Regions from separate parts of the Homo sapiens genome. Here region 2 is linked to region 1. A link is an interaction called in ENCODE POLR2A ChIA-PET data of the cell type or tissue named here. Cell type or tissue: MCF 10A. All regions are shown on one strand.

Evidence for each region. Peaks named below come from ENCODE experiments on the same cell type or tissue, not always from the same donor. Only the 100,000 strongest peaks of a DNase experiment are listed, where the experiment ranks them.
Region 2: POLR2A ChIA-PET joins it to region 1 with 5 read pairs; 2 of 35 experiments call an interaction of 5 or more read pairs at or near these places.

What each region holds. Positions count from the first base shown.
Region 1 is chr3:71,914,628-71,919,627 of GRCh38, forward strand. No RefSeq gene overlaps it. Among named protein-coding and RNA genes, the nearest start is that of PROK2, 130 kb to the left of the region's middle. In MCF 10A, no CTCF peak of the experiment used is centred here; no DNase peak of the experiment used is centred here.
Region 2 is chr3:71,828,734-71,833,733 of GRCh38, forward strand. No RefSeq gene overlaps it. Among named protein-coding and RNA genes, the nearest start is that of PROK2, 46 kb to the left of the region's middle. In MCF 10A, no CTCF peak of the experiment used is centred here; a DNase peak (open chromatin) is centred at 3,058.

The DNA of each region.
Region 1 (5,000 bases):
GTTTTGGTTTTCTTTCTGAGACGAAAGCATTTCTAAATAGTTGTCCTTGAACCTGGATTACATTTCTTCTTCCTTGAAACCCAACAGTTGACATTGATAAAGACAATATAAACAGGTTGCAATCTACTGCAAGGACATCACTCCCAACCTTGAATATATTTTAAGGGCCTTTGATCAAAGGAGGAGAAAGTAAGCAAACAATTCAATGTAATACCCACTACTTGGTTTATCCCAGTGGGCAGCCACAGTGAGCAACAATCTGATACCACTCTCTAACACACCTGTACTACCTCAGTGGCTGACAAGTTCAAATTAAGTCAATATGATTGCAGAAAATTAATTTTTCCAATTCTTGGCTGTTGTCACTTTCCCCTTCCATGAAAATTAATGCAAAAAATTCCTTTCAAGTTATTAATATGAAAGAATAGCCCAACTTTTATGACTGAAAGGCTTACCATCATATCTTTAAGAATAATGATACAACTTAAATATTGGGAGTTGTGCGGGAACCACTTCCCTTCATAAATGTGGCCTGAACAAGATGGTTAAAACACCAGTTAATCTTTATATTCAAGGCAAATGAAAGGAAAAGACTTGCAGATAAATTATTTTCTCTATAGCCAGAAGCAAAGTGTGTACAATAAAGCACATACTCCTCAAATAACAAGAATAAATCTATTTCATTTTTCCCCTTGCATACCATGCTTATTGAACTAGGGCCTTGTTTGACAAGCTCTCTGTTCTGATATAAACAGTGCAAAGATGAACACAGTTCTTCTTGCTCATGATTAATATATTTGGGGAATCAAGTCTGAATCACTTAGGTAAATCATTTCAGTATATTCATGGTAAGGACAAATTTTCACCCTCTTATCTGAAGTACAGTCTTTCACTTCTATTACCCTAAATAACTACAGGGACTTTTACCTCAAAGTTATTCCTAACAAGAGAAAATTTTCCAGTGATGTATTATCTTTTTAATCCCTAAAGGTAGAAGATAGAAAATATACATCTGGGATGTGAACAGGACATAGAAAATCTACTGACCAACCACGAAAAATGTTACAGGTCTGTGGTTCCAAGAAGCTGAGGGAATTGGGGGCATGCATGCCTGTTTAGATGAGAGAAGCAGGCCAACTGATAAATAAAACCTATGTTTGGAATACAGCTGAGTTCCCTTTTATAATATGTGGGGTCAGGGATAGGTTTTTCATTTTTTTAATTTTTATTTTTTTATTTTGGAAACAGGGTCTTGCTCTGTTGCCCAGGCTAGAGTAGAGTGGCATGATCATAGCTCACTGCAGCCTCCTGGGCTCAAGTGATCCTCCCACCTCACCCCTCTGGTAGCTGGGACTACAGCCACACACCACCCATGCTTGGCTAATTTTTTATAAGGAAATGGTCTCACTATGTTGCCCAGGCTGGACTTGAACTCCTGGCTTCAAGGGATCCTCCTGCCTTGGCCTACCAAAGTGCTGAGATATGGGTATGAGCCATTGTGCCTGGCCTAGGCTTAACTTTAGATATTTACTAGTTATAAAGGGAGAATTTGCTAAACAATCAGTATAAACAAGAAACCAGAATATTTACCTGTATCAAAGAACAAGGTGGAACCTGAGCCTCTTGAGCCAGCAACATGCAGAATTCAAAAGACTGAGCTTCTACATGGGAGCCACGGCTTAGGAAGAGTGAACATTTGCTTAGTACTTTACGGTTGCAAAGAGCTTCCCGCTAAGGCATCTTGTTTGATTCAGCTCCCATGTCAACCTTGGGAGAAAAGATTTTTTTTTAAAAAAGAACTAGGCTGGGAATGGTGGCTCATGGCTGCAATTTCAGCACTTTAAGAGGCTGAGGCAGGAGGATCACTTATGGCCAGGAGTTCGAGACCAGCCTGGGCAACATATTGAAACCCTGCCTCTACCAAAAATTAAAAAATTAACTGGTACGCACCTGTAGTCCCAGCTACTCAGGGGGGCTGAGGTGGGAGGATCACTTGAGCCTGGGAGGTTGAGGCTGCAGTTAGCCGTGATCATACCACTGTACTCTAGCCTGGGCGACAGAGCAAGACCCTGTCTCAAAAAATAAAATAAAAGAACTATATTCATTATACAGATGAAGAAACATAGCCATACATAACAGACCTAAGACAGGAACCCAGATCTTTGAAACCTAAATCCACTGTACAAACTTTTGTCCCGAAATAGCTCCACAGCAGGTCAGCCATCCTCTCTGAGTGTGTCTCCATTTGTAATGTGGGAATAACAGCATCTTACAACAGGGTTGTCATGGAGATAGGATGAGATAACTTATCTGATGGGTATCAGTTAAGATGCTTTAGGCTATAAAGTAAAAGAAAAATCCAGTTTAGCATGGTTTTAAAATAAAGCAATTTATTGGATCCTGGGCCTGAAGAGTTTACAGTGAAGGAGGGGGAATTTCAGAATTGGGTTGGTATAGAGGTAGCTGGTGAGCCAGGATGGGGCTTCATTTCTCAGGCAGTCTCCTGTCTCCGCCTTGCTCTGTGTATTGGCCTTGTGCCCGGGCTGGCTGTCTTCATGGCAGAGAGATGACTGTTGCAGCTCCTTGGCTGCATGACTTCTCCTCTACAGCACAGCAAAGAGGACGGCTTCCTTTCTCCCAACCATCTAGCCGAGTCCTGAGCTCTGCTGTATTGCATGAACAGCCCCACTGCAACAAGTAACTGGCATGGAACATGGCAAGGAGTGTGGCTGCTACCCCAGGGGATAGCAGAGGAATAGTTGCTGTACAGGCAGCCAGGATGACGGCCATGGTGTGTGAAACACACAGTACGGTCATGAAGCACACCAGCCCTTCGAAAGCACTCCAGGTGTCCCAGCATTTGATGCTATATTTCTGTCATCCTTTTTTTAAATATATGAAGCAGATTCTTTGGTCGGCAGCACTTATAAGCCTTATTAAATGTTAATGTTAATTATCTTACCAGGTAACATTTACTGAGAACTTACTGTGTGCCTGGCACTGCATTAAGCATTTTGTTAATTCTCAGTTAATCCTCACTCTGGCCATTGTGGTAGGAAGTATAATTGTTCCTATTTTTACAGATGAGGAAGCCGAGGCATAGAAAGGCCAAGAAATTGCCCAAAGTCATATAGAGAGTCAATTGAGGAATTGACACTAGTCTTGCAATCTGATTTAGAGATCGCTTTTTTTTTTTTTTTTTTGGAGACAGGAAATCTCATTCTGTCACCCAGGCTGGAGTGCATGGCATGATCTTGGCTCACTGCAGTCTCCACCTACCAGGTTCAAGTGATTCTCCTACCTCAGCCTCCCAAGTAGCTGGAACTACAGGCATGTGCCATCACACCTGGCTAATTTTTTGTATTTTTAGTAGAGACAGGGTTTTACCATATTGGCCAGGCTGGTCTTGAACTCCTGACCTCAAGTGATCTACCTGCCTCTGCCTGCCAAAGTGCTGGGATTACAGGCATGAGCCACCATGCCCAGTCTAGATCCCATTCTTAAATCACAATCTGGTCCATGTTTTTTTATAAAGCAGAACAGCATTTCACAAGAGATCCTGTAACTTATACTTTTCACTTTCTCCACTGGTCAGTTTAGAACATCATTCCATTACCCACGTCATATCATTAGTGTTGTACTTAGAAACTGTCTATTCCAGTGGGATGTTAATCCTGAGAATTACATCATCAAAGAAAAAAAATGATAGTCCCGTTTGAGGACATCAGTGTGGAAAACACAATCTACCTCTCTACCAGTAGATGCCAAGAGGGAAGGTTCCACACAACCTCTCCCCCTCTTCTCCCACATCATCTCACCACTGTCCCCATATCAGCTGCATTCACCCCCTTGATGTTCTGTGACCAGGAAAAATGTTTTGCCACCTTGCATTTACAGTTCCTCCTTTCCTTAAGGTCTCTGCTCAAAAATACTCTTATGAGAGAAGAAAGCCTCATCTCTCCTATGTATAGCACCGCCTTCTATCTCCTGTGCTGTGTTACTATGATTACTTTTTTGTACAGGATTTAGCTCCATTTGTCATTAGACCTATCACTGTTGATTGTCTCTTTGTATTCCCTCACTAGAAGGCAAATACTTTCACAGAGGGACTGAAGCCTTTTGTTCACTGGTAGGTCTCCAGCACTAGAATAGTGCCCGGCATATGCTTGGTGCTAATGTAGATCAAACAAATAAATGAATACTTTATCACATTTCTTAGAGATTTATAATATCCAGCATACCAAAAGCTCAAAGAATTCCTGCTCATTTAAAATGAGTGTTGCCCAAATCTGACCATTTAACCCTTTTGGTGAGGAAAAAAAAGAAAAAAAAAACCCTACTAACGTTACAAATAATTAAGGATCACTGGAAATCACTTTGGGAAACTCTGAACTGCCATCCTCCCATTTTACAAGTGAGGAACCCATGCATCTGAGGAGTCCGGGGTGCTTCCAGGCTACGCAGGGAACCAGTGGCCCTCAGGACAGAGCCCAGCTCTCCACTCCCTGTTCTGGATACATTGGCTCCATCCCCTCCCCAAGCTGCACTGATTGAAGATCAGTGGGGCTAATTATACTGGACACACAAATCAATAAACCCATCAGTGAGTATTAATGGGCCATCTATTCTGTGCCCAGCCATTGGCACCTGCATCATGACACCGTGAAAGCTCTGATGACACTTTTACGGGAGATACAATTTTTCAAGAGCTGCTGATTGATTCCTTGAAGACAGGGGTTCATGGATAGATACATTTTCCTGGACAGGTTTGGCTTCATTGATCCTTGCGACTTGCTCATCCCGTTCTTGCCATTCTATTTTTTATATTTTATTCCCATTTTCACCTCCTTGGTACAATTATTGACCGAATGGGACAAGACCTTCTTTGTGACCTATAGAAAATGCTCTACAGCATATATGGGGAAAAAAATGAAGTTGCTGTGTGGAGAGAGCTGGAGAGAATGCCAGGGACCATGGGCCCTTGCAGCTCAGTCCCTGGA
Region 2 (5,000 bases), 86 kb before region 1:
CCAGAACTACTTGGAATGGGAAAGAGTTTCTCATCAAAATAACATTAGACAAAAGTGAGAGCTGTACACAACAGAAGGACCTCAGAGAAAGCCACTGAGAGGGTGGGTGTAATTTTGGCCCAATCTAGAACCCACTGAGATATAGATGCAAGAACACTGGATTTGGATCTGGAAGTCCATGGTATTGATAGCAACACTGACACAAGCTGTGTTATCTTGCACACATTACCAAGCCACGCTAAGCTTTTTTTCTTCATCTTTAAAATGAAGGTGGTTATATCAATTTTCTAGGGCTATGGTGATGATAAAATGGTATAACCATCTACAAGCTTTTGCTAACTTCAGATTTTGCTGTTCAAGTTGTTCAAAATAGTTAGGGCATTGGCAGCTGACTTCACTTCATTGTACAGAGATCTTGGTTGCACTAAGTTGTAAGGCTTTATTCTTCTGCAATAAATATTTAATCACTTGGGCTAAGAATGGTATTGAACAAAAATACTCTCAAAATATAATGTATACTTGTTATTTCATTTTTGATACATTTCCACCAATGCGTTTTTGTAGTAGCAGTCAATCTTTTTAATAAATATTCATCTTCATTTGAGAGCAAGAGCGGATTCATTGGTTTCCAATATTACATTTTTTGAAAGGGCATATTTTTAAGCACCAGTGATTTTTTAAACCAGTGATTTTTTAAAGTCTCTTTTGAACTCTTGAAACATTGATATTTTCAACTGGAATTAAGGAACATTTCTGACATATTTCAAACCCTTTCTCTGAACAAGGATGCAAACAAATGTATTACATTAAGGAAAAATACAAATGGGAAAATGCTTTTTTGAAAAACAGGTAATGATATTTCAAGGACGACACAGAACTATTCATTTCCGATATTCTCATTACCATTCCTAGCAACAGGCATAGACGTCTCTCAATTCCTGCGCAGTTCTGCTAATCTCTGTACAGAATATTCAATTTTCTTACAACGATTCAGCTGATTTATTATTTCCCTCTTGTGTTTTAACTGCTAAAGATGCAATGTAACCCCATAAATTTGTTTCAGGCTCTCAGCTTCGATACCCAAGGTCGTTAATACCCCCCAAATATTCTGTGCTTACATCATTCCTTTAAATGTGCTCTTTCTTGACCAATGAGTTGTTACATAATTACATGGTGCCAGCAACAATATCATCTTGTTTTTATAGTTTTATGATTAAGGGTATAAAAATCAACTGAATTGAAGTAAATGTTAAAAGATATTTGCAAACTATAAGAGATTGCTACAATAGTTTATCACATGTAAACGATAGAGTATGTATATATTTAAAATGGGGTTTTCTTACTATATGGTTTAAAAATCTGTTAGAGTAAAATGCATTATATTAATGTGTTACCTGATGATTCTGTACACACAGATTATGTCTTCTATGGTGGAAGTTAAAAACAATTGTGGGAGATTTATTTTTGCTACCCGTCCCCTTATGAGAACCAAAACATTTCTATCGAATATTTGCATTTAAAGTTACAGCACTCAAGAAAGGAGAACATTTTTTAAATGGGACTAGTTCTTATACGACACAATTCTCAGCCTTTTTACAACTTAAAGCATACTGAAGAGTAATTAGGGTGACCAACTGTCTCAGTTTGCCAGAGACAGAGGGGGTTCCTGGGATGTGAGACTTCAGTTCTAAAACCAGGGGGAACTACAGACAAACTTGGACGAGTTGGTTCCCTCATGGATAGTTTGGCCTCAATTAATCCCCCATGCCCTGCATCCATATCTTTGCAATGGCTTCACTGTGGGCAAAGTGTACCTGCATGCCTCTTGTCTTTGGGCTTGGCCATGTGACTTGTCTTGGCAAAAATATATGGGTAGAAGTGATGGTGTGCCTCTTTCAAGGTTTAAGACGTCTGGTACATTTCTGATTTCTCATATATCTCTGCCACAGAAATGCTCTGCACTGGGACCTGCCACCTCACTGCACCAAGGAGAGTGAGACACATTGGGAGTGGAGCCACCCTAGCTGACACACACATCTGCAGTGAGAAACAGAGTTGCCCAGATGGGCCCAGCCTAGATCAGCAGAACCCCAGGCAACTTGCAGATGTGTATAGAAAATCCTGTTACAAAGCCACTGAGACTTTGTCGTTACTGGTTATACAGCATTATTGCAACAAAAACTAATTGAAATAGGTGTTAAGAAATACTCTTCCAATAAATATTTATTGAGGTCCTACTCTGTGCTAGCCACTGGGGATGCAATGACGAGCCAAGATGGATACAATTTTATTCTCATGGAACTTACAGTTAATTGCTGTGGTCCCGGAGGCCCTTTTGGGAAGGGCTGCAATGTCAAAATCATTTTCAAAATAATACTAAAACATGATTTGTCTTTTTCTCTTTTTTTCACTGTGTTGACATTCCCACCAGTGATACAAAGGCAATTGTGCACTTAACTGCTGAAATTTTGATACAGATCATGGCAAGGGTACCAAACTATAGGAGTAGTCATTGTATTTACTATCATCATGTACTTACAGTTTAAAAAATACCAGTTTCATTGATGAATGTACTCAACGAAGTGGTAAAAATGATTGATTTAATTAAATCTCCACCCTGAGATTAATATCTTTTTAATAATCTGTATGCCACAATGGGAAGTACCCATGAAGCACTTCTGCTGCCCACTGAAATACGATGGAGCAGTCGACAGATGACTAAAACTGGTTACCCATTTCGATGGAAAAGTCCAATTCCTACCTCACAACATAACTAAAAAACATACTCCAATCATATTACAGATTTAAATACAAATGAAAACAAAAAACGAATGGAAGAAAATATAGAAATATTTTTTAAATAATTGTGCTTGGACACTTTTTTCCAAACATGCACAAAGGCCAAAAAACACTGGGGCCTTCAGTTTTTCCTTTATGCACTTCAGAATTATTCTAATTTCTATGATAATGTTTCATAATAAAACTAACCCCATTAAGTAAACAAAACAAGTCTATGCCAGCATTCTTAACAAATTGCAACACAGATTTCATTGATGTCATATGAAGAATGAGCACGTTTTAAGCACAATGATTGCACAATTGATCACAGTTGAATGGTAAATCTTATCAGAAAACAAGTATGGACGACCCCAGACTCTCCACACCATTTGTTACCCACAGTCAGCATTTCATCCCCTTTAGAGTAATAGCCTATTATCAAAATTATATCATTTCCCTAGATATTCCAGAGGGCTAGGATTTTTAAATACCTATGACACAATCAGAGGGGTAAGCGCAATCCTAAGATGTTCAGCTTGCCACAGTCGATTGTTAAGAGCTACTCTTAATAATTTTCAGGCCTAAAGCGTCTTCTTCCTGGAAGATGGAGCCAAACCCTATGGTTTCAAATTAATTCTTATTAAAGAACCATGCAAAGATTGCTTTTTGAGCTACAGCCCACAAACATGAGAAGAATATGAGTCAGGTTCTTAGGTTTTAATTGGGCCTCTTCTAGCACAGATCATGCCCTTTTAGGAATTGGAAAAAGACACCCCTCCCATTGGAAAAATTAGAAAAAGGTGCCTCTTTGGGGTAGAAGACTTAGAAAAAGTCAGTCCTTTCTCTGGGTGGATGCATCAGAGCATTAGCTACATTTCCACTTCCCTTAGCTTCTATGGCTGGAAGCCTTCTTGGGAGAGCACAGCCTGGCCATCTGTTTATTGTAGCCCTGCATCTTCACAACATAGATTCTGCTTTTTGCTGCCTGGTCAAAGAGTAAGATTTGAATGAAGCAATAATAGAGAATATGCACACAGGTTGTATAATTCCTCCTTGAATGACTTGTGAAACAAGGTCATTGGACAACTAGTATTTCAGACAGAAGGATGAAGGGATATAATCTCACAGCTCTACCTTTTATTCTATTAGAATGGAGGTTGGCAAACAACAGCCCATAAGCCAAATCTAGCCTGCTGCCAGTTTTTTTGTAAATAAAGTTTTATTGGAACACAGCCATACTCATTTATATACACTGTTTATAGCGCTTTTGTGCTATGACTGCAGAGTTGAGCACTTGCAAGGGACCATACAGCTCACAAAGCTTAAAATATTTACTCCTCGGCTCTTTAGAGGAAAAGTCTGTCAACCCCTGTATAAAATCACCCAATGGTACTATCTTGGTGCAATGAATTTTATTTCTATAAAACCACATCTTAAGTATGGCAATACCTAGATTACATTGCCTAGCACCTCTTAATCAAGAACCTAGGTCACAAATTCCTCTATCAAATCATTTGCTCATGCAAATGAGCGTATTCATTGCCTTTTTTAAGACAAAAAATAAATATGAAATCCAATTTGCTGTTCCTTTTTCACTTGGCTGCTAGGACACTCAGCTAAGTTTATGACTCAACTAATGTAATTTCTCACTCCAATGTAACATCAACTCTCTTAAACTATCTTTTGTTGTCTTCCTTTTTAATTGTCTTGTTTTTACATTATGTTATATAGCCTCTAATCCTTTGTTGAAAGGCAGAAGTTTATAAATTTTATATTATCAAATCTTGTCCAGTGCACCTTCTGCTAACAACAGGGAAAGTACGTGGATTTGGTGCCAGCCAGACCAGGGTTCAAATCTTAGCTCTGCCCCTTACTAGCACCATGCCTTTGGGCAATTTATTCACTATCTCTGAGCCTCAATTTCCTCATCTGTAAAGTGAAACAATAATAGTTATCTTGCAAGGTTGCTGGGGGAATTATAATGAGTATATATAAAGTATCCTTTAGATACTATTAAACAATATGTTTTTTTAAATTTATTTTTGTAAACAATGTCTTGTTCTGTTCCCCAGGTTGAAGTGTAGTGTTGCAATCATGGCTCACTGCAACGTCAACTTCTCAGGCTTCAGCCATCCTCCTGCCTCAGCCTCCTGAGTAGCTGGGACTACAGGAGCATGCCACCATGCCTGGCTAATTTTTGTATTTTTTTTTTTTTAGAGATG